Regions from separate parts of the Homo sapiens genome. Here regions 2 and 3 are each linked to region 1. A link is a contact called in ENCODE Hi-C or POLR2A ChIA-PET data. All regions are on one chromosome and are shown on one strand. The core of a region is the stretch at or near the end of the contact, and the rest is flanking DNA. Distances in the headings are between cores, read along the strand shown. Region 1 has its middle 5.7 kb from the start of BFSP1. Region 2 overlaps LOC105372548 (a long non-coding RNA gene). Region 3 has its middle 110 kb from the start of SNORD17.

What was found. A loop is a pair of places that touch in the nucleus more often than their neighbours do. ChIA-PET counts read pairs that join two places held with the same protein, here RNA polymerase II (POLR2A). Pooled maps may share reads with other maps.
Region 2: a loop to region 1 is called in a pooled map, with 3 times the contacts of the local background. The contact joins two enhancer-like sites. A Hi-C loop is called at or near these places in 2 of 50 pooled maps. POLR2A ChIA-PET finds 5 or more read pairs at or near these places in 2 of 52 experiments (BJ and activated B cell).
Region 3: a map with no recorded cell type shows a loop between it and region 1 (4-fold over the local background). The contact joins two enhancer-like sites. A Hi-C loop is called at or near these places in 1 of 37 single-sample maps with no recorded cell type and 6 of 50 pooled maps. POLR2A ChIA-PET finds 5 or more read pairs at or near these places in 2 of 52 experiments (HepG2 and Panc1).

What each region holds. Positions count from the first base shown.
Region 1 is chr20:17,534,701-17,539,408 of GRCh38, reverse strand. It overlaps a transcript of BFSP1 not described here. Among named protein-coding and RNA genes, the nearest start is that of BFSP1, 5.7 kb to the right of the region's middle. RefSeq lists silencers at 578-778, 2,153-2,222. Within about 2 kb of position 2,313, at least 6 of the 41 ENCODE cell types and tissues checked have a DNase peak (open chromatin) inside an H3K27ac peak, as active enhancers do.
Region 2 is chr20:17,876,673-17,881,380 of GRCh38, reverse strand. LOC105372548 (a long non-coding RNA gene) reads right to left here. Exons shown (of 4, transcript XR_937297.3): 3 at 3,000-3,126. Among named protein-coding and RNA genes, the nearest start is that of SNORD17, 84 kb to the left of the region's middle. RefSeq lists an enhancer at 4,626-4,708. Within about 2 kb of position 2,165, at least 4 of the 41 ENCODE cell types and tissues checked have a DNase peak (open chromatin) inside an H3K27ac peak, as active enhancers do.
Region 3 is chr20:17,853,588-17,858,295 of GRCh38, reverse strand. No RefSeq gene overlaps it. Among named protein-coding and RNA genes, the nearest start is that of SNORD17, 110 kb to the left of the region's middle. Within about 2 kb of position 1,940, at least 11 of the 41 ENCODE cell types and tissues checked have a DNase peak (open chromatin) inside an H3K27ac peak, as active enhancers do.

The DNA of each region.
Region 1 (4,708 bases), core at 1,064-3,563:
TGGGCATGGTGGCTCACACGTGTAATCCCAATACCTGGGGAGGCTGAGTCAGGAGGATCACTTGAGGCCAGGAATTCGAGACCACCTGAGCAGCACAGCAAGACTCCTGTGTGTATGAAACAGTTTAAAAATTAGCTGGGCATGGTAGTGTGCACCTGTAGTCCCAGCTAGTTTGGCAGCTGAGGTGGGTGAGTCGCTTGAGCCCAGGAGGTTGAGGCTGCAGTGAGCTGAGATTGTACCACTGCACTTCAGCCTGGGCTGAGCAAGACCCCATTGCAAAAAAAAAAAAAAAAAAAAAAAAAAGAAGAAGAAATATATTCATGGATGCATGTGCCCAATTCCTTGGGATCTATCTCCTAACTGATACAAAGCAGGGCTGGAACATCCTTCTTTTTAGGACAGAGTGGGCATGCCAGTTGGACAACTGTGGCTTGGTAATATATCAAACCACTTGACAGTGTATTCCCAGAAGGAAACGGGCTGTGGTTCAGATGTAGGCTGACCCAACTTGAAAGTGGTGGTAGGTTTGTTTAATGATATCTTAGAGAGAAATATAGGGCAGAAATATGAATACCATGGCTAGATTTATAGCCACAGAAATTATAACTGTAAAAGACACTTCTCCAAACGCAGTCCTGAGGATGGCACCTGCTGGGACAATGACTCATTTCTGCATTTCTGAGGTCATGGGAAGGGCTGCTTTTCATGCATAACCAGAATGACGATGAGTTGGTACGACAATGTCTCAAGGACATTCTGAGACTGTGCAGAGAAGGCAAGTCCAGATGTCTCTGAAAATCCGTACCATCATTTCGGTAGGTGTAAAACTCCTACCGTGGTTGTCAATGAAATCCTGGTTGCTGAGATCATGATACCATCTGGTGAATCAAAGGAAGATTTTTGCGTTTTCTTGCTATCATTAAGAAACACCTGTTCTCAGCACAATTTTCCTGGAGGTGTTGGGATTTTGAGAGGTAACTTTTTCTTTTGTTACAATTTCAAACTTATGGAAAAGTTGCAGGAGGAGTAAAAGGAACTTCTATACCTCTTACCTAAATCCACCAATCATTTGCTTTATTATTTTATGTATTTATTTATATATGTTTATATCAACATAAATGCATATCTATTATTTATTTTTTGAACCATTGAGAGTAAGTTGGACATCATGCCTCATCCCCAAACCAGTTTCCTATGAACGAGGTCATTTTCTTTCCTTCCTTCCCTTCCCTTTCTTCCTTCCTCCTTTCCTTTCCTTTCCTTTCTCTCTTTCTTTTTTTTTTCTTTTGAGACACAGTGTCCTTCTGTCACCCAGGCTGGAGTGCAGTGGCACAGTCTTGGCTCACGGCAACCTCTGCCTCCCAGGCTCAAGTGATCCTCTCATCTCAGCCTCCCAAGTAGCTGGAACTACAGACATGTGCCACCATGCCCGGCCAATTTTTGTATTTTTGGGGGTAGAGACAGGGTCTCATTATATTGCCCAGGCTGGTCTTGGATTCCTGGGCTCAAGTAACCCTCCTGCCTCGACCTCCCAAAGTGCTGGGATTACAGGGGTGAGCCACAGCACCCAGCCAAGGTCATTTTCTTACATGTCGTAATACAATGTTTAAAATTAGACATTTTAACTCTGTTACAATATTTTTATCAATCCTCATTCCATATTCAAATTTCATCAATTGTCATCACAATGTCCCTTATAGATTTTATTTTTGCAGTCTAGGGTCCAGTTTAGGATCCTGCATTACATTTGGTAATCCTGCCTTTTGTCGGTGCCTGTCAGTCAAAGCACCAGGCACACACTTGCTGTCACACAAATTTGTTTTTTTTTTTTTTTTTTTTTGGTGCTTCAGTTTCTGAATTAGACCCTGAGAAAAGCAGGTTGGATGCTTAGTGCTCTCTTTGATAGTGTTTGAATCTCAGGCTTCATTTTCCAGCAACTCTTCAGAGTCAACTGCGTGTGTGCAGTTAGTTGGAGAGAGAGCCTTGCTTCTGAGTGTGTTTCTCCATCTGCTGTGACCCTTCCTACAGACTCATCACTTCCAGGAGCACTGAGCATACTTCACGGGTGCGTCTTTAGAGACTGGGGCCTCATGGAGAGGCCTGGCTACAGGGAGCAGGGATAGTAGGGATCCGGGAGCCAGGGGTCTGCCTGCCCTTTTACTCCTGGGCTGTCACTTTCCATGGCTGACTTACCTTTTGAGTTGGTCCAGTTTGGTGGAAAGGCTTCAAGCTGCACCCTGGTGGGACCATGTGGCAGGGCATTCAATTTTAGTATAGGGTGGCCCTCTTGTGGCAGACATTTGCATGTTCTGGGTAAAGGACGGATGGTAAAAGGTGCAGAGTCAGAGTGTTAGAGCAGTGTATTCGTTTGCTAGGGCTTCCAGAACAAAGCACCACAGACGGGTCCACCCTAACAGCCTCAATTACCTCTTTACAGGCCCCATCTCTGAAGGCAGCCACATTTTGAGGGAGTTAGGACTTCAACATGTGAGATTTGGAGGAATACAATTCTGCTCATAATAAGCAGAAAGGAACCTTAGATATTCTTTAGCTTAAGTCCATCATTGTAGAAAACAGATTGACCTGTTCAAGGTCACACAATAGTAGGCAGCAGAGACCTAACGTGAAACCCACCTCTAAGGAATATATGATTACCTCCATTACCTTTTGTTTCTGTAAAATGTCCAAAGCAAACTCAGAATGTATCTCAACTGAAAGGGATGGCTCAAAATGCTAGAGTATGAAATTGACTAAAAGGCAAAACATCTAAGCCTATTTTACTCAGGCTTTTAGATATTTGTTAGTGAAGAAAAATGTTAATTAAAAAATTTTGAAACTGTATTTTACATTTAAATAACTTTATTTTATTTATTTTTTGAGACAGGGTCTCATTCTATCACCTAGACTGGAGTGCAGTGGTGCAATCTCAGCTCACTGCAGTCTCTGCCTCCCAGGCTCCAGCAATCCTCCTACCTCAGCCTCCTGAGTATCTGAGACTACAGGCATGTGCCTATATTTTTTGTCGACATGGGGTTTCACGATGTTGCCCAGGCTGGTCTTGAACTTCCGGGCTCAAGCAGTCCACCCGCCTTGGCCTCCCAAAGTGCTGGGATTGTAGGTATGAGCCACTTCACCCAGCCTTAAACAACTTTAAATGGAATAAAAGATATGATGAACATTAAACCTGGCATATTTCACTAATTTCTGATATTTTTGTACTGCTAAAATTACCATGCATCTGGTATTTTGCTTTTCTTTTCCCCTTCAAGTTTGTTATAAGCATTTTTATTTATATCATAGTATATTCCACAAGGTTAAAATTGTTTGGTGGGGCCAGGTGTGCTAACTCTTACCTGTGATCCCAGCACTTTGGGAGGCTGAGGCAGGAGGATTGCTTGAGGGCAGGGAGTTCGAGACCAGTGTGGGTAACATAGCAAGACCCTGTTTTTTTAAAAAAATAAATACATAAATAAAATAAATAAGTAAAATTGTTCAATGGTTATAGCCCATTTTCTCCTATTGTTACTGCAGTTTGCTAAGCCATTCTCCTCTCTGCACCTCTCCCTCTCTTAGCCATTATACATATATATAGCTATAACATAAAGCAAGTAATATTTATTAAATGTCTATACTGCAAAGGTGATCACACTTTTTGCAGGTGTTTTGGAAAATAATTTCAAACTTTCTAGGAAAAATGGCAAGAATAGTACAAACAACCCAGATTCACCTCTTAATATTTTGTCTAATTTCCTTACTATCTCTCATACTTATTTATGTTTATATTTATACATGTCATTTTATTCAGAATCATTTGAGAATAAGTTGCATACATCATGGGTCTTTGCTCCTAGATAGTTCAGAGTATATTTTCCTTTTTTTGAGATGAAGTCTCGCTCTGTTGCCAGGCTGGAGTGCATTGGCATTATCTCGACTCACTGCAACCTCTGCCTCCTGGGTTCAAGTGATTCTCCTGCCTCAGCCTCCCAAGTAGCTGGGACTACAGGTGTGTAGCACCATGCCTTGCTAATTTTTTTGTATTTTTAGTACAGATGGGGTTTCACCATGTTGGCTAGGATGGTCTTGAACTCCTGACCTCATGATCCGCCCACCTTGGTCTCCCAAAGTGCTGGGATTACAGGCGTGAGCCACCGTGCCCAGCCTGAGCCCTCAGAGTGTATTTTCTAAGAATAATGATATTATTTTACATAGCTGTAGCATAGTCATAAACTTCAGTAAATTTAATCTTGATACAATTTTATGTTCTAATCTACTATTTATATTCTAATTTTGTTAATGAACCTAGTGATAACCTTTATAGCAGTTTTTCTCCTCCAATACAAGATCCAGTCTAGGATCCATATTGCATTTATTTATTTATTTTTATTTTTGAGATGGAGTCTCACTCTGTCACCTAGGTTGGAGTGCAGTGGCGTGATATTGGCTCACTGCAACCTCTACCCCTCCGGATTCAAGGAATTCTCATGTCTCAGCCTCCCGAGTAGCTGGGACTACAGGCACAAGCCACGACGTCCGGCTAATTTTTTGTATTATTAGTAGAGATGGGGTTTCACCATGTTGGCCAGGCTGGTCTCGAACTCCTGACCTCAGATGATCCACCCACCTCAGCCTCCAAAGTGCTAGGATTACAGGCATGAGCCACCACACTCGGCCCTATACTGCATTTAGATGTCCTGTCTCTTCAGTCTCC
Region 2 (4,708 bases), core at 916-3,415, 340 kb before region 1:
ACCTCAGGTGATCCTCCGGCCTTGTCCTCCCAAAGTGCTGGGATTACAGACGTGAGCCACTGCGCCCGGCCAAAGTGACAGTCTCTTAAGCACTTTGTGGACATCAACTTACTCTGAAACCTCCTGCACAATTATTTTTTTTAAAAATAATTGCTTCATTAAAATTATATACACTTATTGTGAAATTTTAAACAATGTAGAAAAATACCAAGAAGAAAGTGAAGAAAAAATGATTCAAATTCCATTATGAAGAGATCACTGTTATTAGCATTTTGGTGAACTTTATTATGGTGCTCTGTGTGTGCGTGTGTATTTATATATATTTATATTCACACCTATATATATGTATCTACACACATTTACCTACATATAGTTTTATGTAAATGGGATCATAATGTACATATTATATGTCTGTGTGTGTATATATATTTAACAATATATTAAGTTTTGGGCAGTTCAAGGTCCAGGACCTATAGATTTATTTCACTAATTCTGACAGTTGCATGGAGTTCCATTGCACTTTAAACCATCATAAATGACTGACCCAGTCCCCTGTAGCTGCATGTGGCAGCGGCTGCCACATGTTCACTCTTAAAAACAAGGCCATGGGGTCTGGGCGCGGTGGCTCATGCCTGTAATCCTAGCACTGTGAGAGGCTGAGACAGGCATATCACCTGAGGTCAGGAGTTCGAGACCAGCCTGGCCAAGATGGCAAAACCCCATCTCTACTAAAAATACAAAAATTAGTCAAGTGTCGTGGCAGGCACCTGTAATCCCAGCTACTCAGGAGGCTGAGGCTGGAGAATCGCTTGAACCTGAGAGACAGAGGTTTTAGTGAGCCGAGATTGTGCCACTGCACTCCAGCCTGGGTGACAGAGAGAGACTCTGTCTCAAAAAAACAAACAAACAAAAAACAAGGCTATGGTGAACATTCCTACAGATACACCTTTGGTGGGGAGGGCAATCCTGGGTTTCCTGTTCCCTTGTTTATAACGGAGGGGCTGAAACGTTCAGAAGCCCCGAGCAGTGGGCAGTTAGATGGGGGCATATTTCAACCCCTGGGGTTGAAGTGGTTGTTCCCAAACCTGACTGTATTTTCATTCTCCGAGGCACGTGTTGAATATCCCAACCCAAATCTCCGGGGACCCAGTCACCCTGCTGCCCTTTGCACAGGCCCCAGAGACTTGTTCTTTTTTTTTTTTTTTTTTTTAATTTTTGTTTGTAGAGATAGGGTCTTGCCATGCTGCTCAGGCTGGCCTTGAATGCCTGGGCTCGTGATCCTCCTGCCTTGGCCTCCCAAAGCGCTGGGAGTATAGGTGTGAGCCACCGAGCCCAGCTGACTTGCTTCTTTAAATTAGTTCCTAGCAGACCCACTTGTGCTTTCCTCCTTTGCCTCTGGCCCTGGGTGTCCTCTCTGAGAAGGGACAACGACAGCGCTCTGCTCTGAGGAGCTGGCTCAGTTGCCTGTCACTTGGATGATGCCTCGTGCCATAGCTTTGGACATCTCCATCAGCACTGCGTCCCCTGCCTTGCAGCACCTGACATAATGGCAGGTGCCCAACAAGTATCTTTGCATTGGATGAAAAGTCTTCTTGGCCAGGCGCAGCGGCTCACACCTGTAAACCCAGCACTTTGGGAGGCCGAGGTGGACAGATCACCTGACGTCAGGAGTTCAAGACCAGCCTGGCCAACATGGTGAAACCCTGTCTCTACTAAAAATACAAAAATTAGCCGGGTGTGGTGGTGGGTGCCTGTAATCCCAGCTACTTGGGAAGCTGAGACAGGAGAATCTCTTGAACCCAGGAGGCGGAGGTTTTAGTGAGCCGAGATCACACCACTGCACTCCAGCCTGGGCAACAAAGAGCGAAACTCTGTCTCAAAAAAAAAAAAAAAAAAAGAAAAGAAAAGTAGTTTCACATCCTTTTTTTTAAATTTCCCCTCAACATTTTATTATAAAGATTTTCAAACACACAGAAAAGTTGAATGCATTTTCCAGTGAACACCCACATATGTACCCCCTAGATGGCATTTTACTGTATCTCTTCATCACACAGCTCTGCATCTACCCATTACTTCATCTTATTGTTTTCCACCTTTCAAGGGGAGCCACAAACCTCAGTACACTTCACTCCCAAAGGTCTCCACATGTATATCATTAAGTAGCATTCAGGAATGCCTTTATAGTTCATTTTAGGTAAAATTTACATAGAGTGAAATGTTCCAATCTTAAGTGCACCATTTGCTGGATTGTGACAAATGCAGACATCTGTTAAATCAGACTCCTCCCAAGGGAAGGATGTTCCCGTCCCCTCAGAAGGTTCCTTCGTGTCCCTTGCCAGTCAGGCCACCCCCACACTGCCCCCTGCGGCAACCCCTGTTCAGGTTTTTATTTCATTATAGATGAGTGTTTCCTGTTCTAAAACTTCTTAGAAATGATTTGTACTGCAGGTGCCCTTCTGAATTCTGGCTTCTTTCCCTCCCTGTAGCGATTCTGAAATCTGTCCTCGTTGCTGTGGGTTTCAGTAGCTTGTCCCCTGCTGTTGCTGAGCGGGGTCCCCCTGTGTGCATGTACCTACCATGGGGTGTTCATCCCTCCCACTCTGTATCACTCAGCACACATTAAAACACCCTTATATACTATCTCTCACTCAACTCAATTTGCCTGAGGTCCCACTGCCAATTCAAGGGCAGTCAGGATTTGTCTCTATGTTTCCAGGCAGGGAACCCATCCAAAGGTCACCGATGAAGACCTGCCCAATCTTACTGGCCCTCCGGTGGCCTCTACTCAATCTGCCCCCTGCCCCAGCCAGCACTGCAGGGCTTCCTGACGGTGGTGGGTACGTTGGCTGCCTCGGCTTCCTCTCCTCATGTTCCCCCTTCAATTCACTGCAGGCTGGCTTTGGCTGCCCCTTCCCATCTTATCAGTCCTCCTAGTAACATCCAACGCGGCCACCCCCGCTGCTCAGAGAAACCTCCCCTCTGTTGCCCTCTGTGCTCACCCGCCTGCCTCCACGGCTGCTGCGACTCAGTTTCCTTGGCTGTCCCTCCTCTCGGTGACCTTCAGCGTTGAGGAGTCTTCAAGGTCTAGCTCTGGACAGTTGTCTCTGCTCTCTGAACTCTCACTTCCTACAAGGTTGCATCCAGAACCATGGCTTTAAATTCCACCCAGGTGCTGGTAACGCCACAGCCAGACCTTCCCTTAATTCCGGAATCTCCAGGCTTGGATAACCATAATCTCCACTTCAGGCTCAAATAATCCTCCCAAATTTAACAGCACCAGAAACAGAAGCCTTGGTTCCCCTCTCTAGTCTGATCCTGCCCTGCCCTCCCATCCCCAGTAAGTGGTCCCATGAACCCAGAGGTAGCTCAAGCCTGAAGCCTGGGGGTTGTTCTTGATTTCTCCCATGTCCTTGTCTCCTACATCTAACTTATTACCAATCCACAGAGCATCCATCTCCAAATCACATGCTTTTTTTAAACCATAGTGTGGAGGTATGATTGACACACAAAAAGCTGTAGGTTTTTTTTTTGTTTGTTTTGAGACGGAACTTTGCTCTGTCTCCCAGGCTGGAGTGCAGTGGTGTGATCTCGGCTTGCTGCAACCTCCACCTCCCAGGTTCAAATGATTCTCATACCTCAGCCTCCCGAGTAGCTGGGATTACAGGCATGAGCCACCATGCCTGGCTAATTTTTGCATTTTTAGTAGAGATGGGGTTTTACCATGTTGCCCAGGTGGTCTCAAACTCCTGACCTCAAGTGATCCACCCGCCATGGCCTCCCAAAGTGCTGGGATTACAGGCATGAGCCACCACGCCCAGCCTGTAGATATTTAATGTATACAACTTGATGGATGGAGATATGTACACACCTGCGAAAACATTCATCAAGGCCATAAACTTATCCATCACTCTAAGTGTCCTTCCGTCTCCTCTGTTTCTTTTTCATTTCCTTATGTGGTAAGAGGACTAAACATGAGATCTACTCTGTTAGCAAATGTGTAAGTGTACAGTACAGTATTGTTAATCACAGGCCCTAGTTGTACAGTAGATCTCCAGAATGTATTCATCCTGCGTAACTGAGACATTGTACCCTTTGACCAACATCACTCTGTTTCCCCCTCTTCCCAGTCCCTGGCAATCATCATTCTACTTTCTGCTTCTATGAGTTTGGCTGTTTTCCGTTCCATGTATAAGAGAGAAAGAGCAGTATTTGATTTTCTCTGTCTGAGTTACTTCAGGATCTCATCATGTCCTCCAGGTCCATCCATGTTGTCACAAATGGCAGGATTGATCCCTCTCTCCCTTCCTTCCTTCCCTCCTTTCTTCTTTCTTTCTCTTTTTTAGATACCGGGTCTCGCTCTGTTGCCCAGGCTGGAATGCAACAGTGCTGTCATAGCTCAGGGCAGCCTCCAGCTCCTGGGCTCAAGTGATCCTCCTGCCTCATCCTCTTGAGCAGTTCAAACTACAGGCATGCGCCATGATACCCGGCTAATTTTTAAATTTTTTGTAGAGACAGGATCTTGCTTTGTTGCCCAGGCTGGTCTCAAACTTCTGGTTTCAAGTGATTGATTCTCCTGCCTTGGCCTCCCAAAGTGCTGGGATTACAGGTGTGACCAACCACCCTGGCCCTGGATTTCCTTCTTTTTAAATGTCGAATAATATTCCCTCATAGGTGTATACTACAATTTCTTTATCCATTTTTCCACTGA
Region 3 (4,708 bases), core at 691-3,190, 320 kb before region 1:
CTCTTTCTGTGCCTGGCTGTTCCACAGGCTGCAGCCTTCCCTCTGGCTGTGGCTATCTCTGTATTTCCTTCAAGGCCCAGCTGAAAAGACCACCTCCTCCATGATGCCTTATGTAATTTCTACACATCAGAAATGATGAGTTCCTTTCCCTGCTGTCTCCAGTCTCTCAGTTTATTTCTTGTATTGAAGTCATCATGCCTGATTGGCATGTGATAATCTTCCATTGTGTATCTGTCTTACTCCTCAAGTTGGAAGAGACAGTATTTCCTTCAGCTTAACGGGGATGGTGTGTGGGTAAACCAGCTCTCCAGGAGAAAAAGCACCCTGATTTGTAGTGCTAGCCAATTCCCATGGTGTAAACGCTCCCACCATGGTCAGTTTCAAGCTATGATGGTTTAACAACTGGCTCAAAAAATTCCTGAGCATTTAACAGTTGGCTTTCATGAGTCAGTGCTAGCAGGCTCCAGCTTGCTACTGCTTAGGGTCTACCCACTGCAGAGGCTTAAGGCTTGCATTTAGTAGGCGTGCAACAGGCTGGTGCCACAAACTCTTACTTGGGTGTATTATTTGATTCAACACTTTTTTTTTTCCTGAAACCCCTACTTTGTTCCTAGAAGAATTTTAAATGGATATAGGGGAAGATCATTTGCAAACATGGTGACAATCCTTCCCCCTCCCTAAATCTATGCCCCTTTCCAATGTGACTTTGTAGCTTCTGGGGCTGATTTCCAGTCCTTGAATCAGGGATGGCCTTTTGACTTGACTTAGCCATTGGAATATGTTGGGAGTCACCTTATGACAGTTCCAAGCCTGGGCCTCAAGAGGCCCTGAGTACTGCTGCTCTTGTCTTGGGAGCCTGTTGGTTACCATGGATAAAGCCCAGGCTACTGTGCATAAAGCTCAGGCTATGCTGCTGAGGATGAGAGACCACGTGGAGCAGAGGCATACTGTCTCAGCTGAGCCATCCCAGATCAGACAGGCCCAGCAAACCCAGCAGCTGACCAAAGACATAGGAATGAGCCCAGCTAAGCACAACCCAAATGGCTAATATGAGGACTCATGAGCTAAATAAACAATAGTTATTTTAACCACTACATTTTGGAGTGGTTTGTTATGCAGCAAAAGCTGATACACCATCTTTGCATTCAGAAGTAGCTTAGCTTTTGACTGGAATGTCCATCTCTATCTGAGTGAGATATAGATAGCTTCATATTCCCTGCTATCCATCAGCCAAGAGCAAGAAGACCAAGTGTCAGCACCATTGGCCCTCCCAGCACGTAAGTTCCAGTAGAGTCTTACATCTCTCCCTAAACACAGCCTACAGGAACCTGGAAGATGTGGACGTTCTGGCTCCCTGATGGAAGAGTTGGACAAGAGGCATGGAGTCTGTGTCTATACACCAGAGTTAAGGTGAGCTCTCCTTGCCTTTGACTTTGCCTGTGCCGTGAAGTCATGCGGCTGGAGCTGCTCTTTTCCTATTAGTCAATGAAGACTTAACTGCCATTTGTGGGAAATGTCCAGCCAGGAATGGGAAACTCACAAATTCTTCTCTTTTCTGCCCCATAGAATTATTATTATTATTATTATTATTATTATTACTATTTTTTTTTTGATAGGACAAGAGGATCCTAATGTATCTGGGTTGGGGAAGAGAGAAAGAGCTGTGTGTTAAAGCTAACAATAATTTTCTACTTTCAGTTCAAGAGTAAAATCTCTCCTGTAATCTGTGAAGGAGTGTGTGAAAAACAAAACAAAACCCAACCTGCCCTCCAGGTTTGAACTGTAGAAACTCTGTGGTAGAAAAAAAAGGCATTCTAGGGAAGAAGAGAGGAAGCAGGCCATGAAACAGATTTGCAGCTGCAGGACGTGGTGGTGTGTGGTTCCCCTCTAACCAGCTGTGTGACCTTGGGCAAATCTCCCGGCCCCACTGGGACTGCATATCACATGGGGCTGGACTAGAGAACCCCACTCCCTAGAGGATACAGTATTTTTATGAGGGAGAGCTGGAGAGGCTCCTGACTTTTGATTGTTTACCCCTGGAGGTGTGTACAACCACGTGCCATTGACAGACAATGTACCCATTGTATGACAGGGAGGTAGTGGTGCCTTCCCCAAGTTATAATTGGCCTTGGGACACAGTCAGTACATACACACCCAACATTAGACACTCCATCACTGAGCAACTCAGTGCCTCTCATTCACAAGCTGTGTGATCCTAGGAGGTTATTCCACTTCTCTGATCTTCCATTTCTTTCTGTCCCTCCCTCCCTCCCTCCCTCCCTCCCTCCCTCCCTCCCTCCCTCCCTCTCTGTCTCCCTCTCTCTCTCTTTCTTTCTTTCTTTCTCTCTTTTTCTTTTCTTTCTTTCTTTTCTCTCTTTCTCTCTTTCTTTCAACAGGGTCTCACTCTGTCACCCAGGCTGGAGTGCAGTGGCATGATCTCGGCTCATTACATCCTCAACTTCCTGGGCTCAAGTGACCCTCCCACCTCAGCCTCTGGAGTAGTTGGGACTACAGGCATGCACCACCATGCTTGGATAATTTTTTTTTATTATTTGTAGAAATGGGGTTTCACCATGTTGCCCAGGCTGGTCTTGAACTCCTGGGCTCAACAGATCCTCTGGCCTTGGCCTCCCAAATTGCTGGGATTACAAGTGTGAGGCACCACATCCAGCCTGATTTTCCATTTCTTCCTCTAAAGTGTCATGTCATGTGAAACTTTTACAATGCTGGATTGTAAGAAATATTGAATGAAAAAACATATATAGTGATACTGTATGATTCAATACATAGAACATATACAGAAGCTTATTTTTATCTATTCACTTACAGGAAATCATGTTGACCAGAAGGTCTAATTTGGCCTCAAGCAGCCACACTACACTCAGACCTTCTGGGATTTTTCATTTTTCAGTTTCAGGACTTTTTTGTTCAGTTATATGTGTACTGGAACAATCTTTTTTTTTTGGCTATAATTTTTTTTAGGTTTTATGGAACACCCTTGGTGCTTATCTCAAAGGGTTATCAAAAGGATTACATGAGGCCAGGCATGGTGGCTCACACCTGTAATCCCAGCACTTTGGGAGGCCAAGGCAGGTGGATCACGAGGTCAGGAGATCGAGACCATCCTGGCTAACATGGTGAAACCCCGTCTCTACTAAAAATACAAAAAATTAGCCGGGCATGGTGGCGGGCGCCTGTAGTCCCAGCTACTTGCCAGGCTGAGGCAGGAGAATGGTGTGAACGTGGGAGGAGGAGCTTGCAGTGAGCCAAGATGGCGCCACTGCACTCCAGCCTGGGAGAAACAGCGAGACTCCATCTCAAATAAATAAATAAATAAATAAAATAAAAAAGGATTACATGAAATAATCCACCTAAAGCATGAAGGTTAGTTCCTGGACCAGTGGATGCTTCATCTATGGCAGCTACTATAGTGACTTCCCCACAGTGCTGGATGTTTGCTCTTGCTAATGCGGGGATTGATCTCCAGCTCTGGCTGGCAGGGCCTCTCAAGAACCCAGCCATCCTGGTTCCCCAGACCACAGGTCATCTCCCCACCTAAGATCATTCTCCCACAGTCCCCTCCTGTTGGGGATAGGGTGACAAAGACTTCTCCCTTGCTGCTCATGCTCTCCATTTCTGTAGGAATCAGAAAAGACGCAAAGCTGTCAGCTGAGACAATCTTCTGCCTTCAGGTAGGCACAGGGCCCTTCTCATCCCCATCACACAGCTCAGGCGGTGGAGACTGTCACTTTCCTGTTTGTCCTCAGATCCATCCCTCATCCTTCTCTGCTGTGCTGTGTTGCACGGCCCTGACCTCTGTGGACTACATTTCCCAGGCTCCCCTGCACCCTGGCTTCCTGACAAGTTCAGTCAATGGGAAGCAGTGGCAGGAGATTGAGCTTGGTAGAAGAGAGAAGCCAGGAATATTCTCTCTCCAGCCCTTTCTGTTTCAGGTGATGCCTCCAGCAGTGGCCAAGTCTCCTCCATAACTTCGGCTCCTAATAATACCCTCTCTTCCCTTGTTCCTCTAGCCCTGGGGAAGTAGCAGTTTCTACTTTCTGGGTTGCTCTACCCTCCCGTTTAGGTTTTCAGCTCTTCCATCACCTTTGCAACTACAGGTGACCCTTGAACAACATGGGTTTGAACTGCACAGGTCCTCTTCTACATGGATTTTTTTCAATAAACATTTTTTGGAGATTTGTGATAATTTAAAAAAGCTTGCAGCATGGTCTAGAAATATCAAGAAAATTCAGGAAAAGTTAGGTATGTCATGAATGCATAAAATATATGTAGATAGGAGTCTATTTTATCATTTACTACCATAAAATATACACAAATCTATTCTAAAAAGTTAAAATTTATCAAAACTTACACATACGGACACAGACCATACATGGTGCCTTTCAATCAAGATAAATGGAAACAAACGAAGATACAGTATTAAATCATAACTGCATCGAATTCACTGTACTGATACCATACTACTGTCATAATTTCATAGCCACCTCTTGTTGCTATTGTGGCAAGCTCCTGTTGCAAGTATCCACTTAAACACCATATGATGCTGATCATCTCCCTGTGAGCAGTTTGTCTCTAATGATACACTGCATATTGCAGTGAAAAGTGATCTCTTCTGGTTCTCGTGTATTTTTCTTTGTGTGCAGTGCATACCATAAACCCTGAATAGCACCATGAGACCCACATGAAG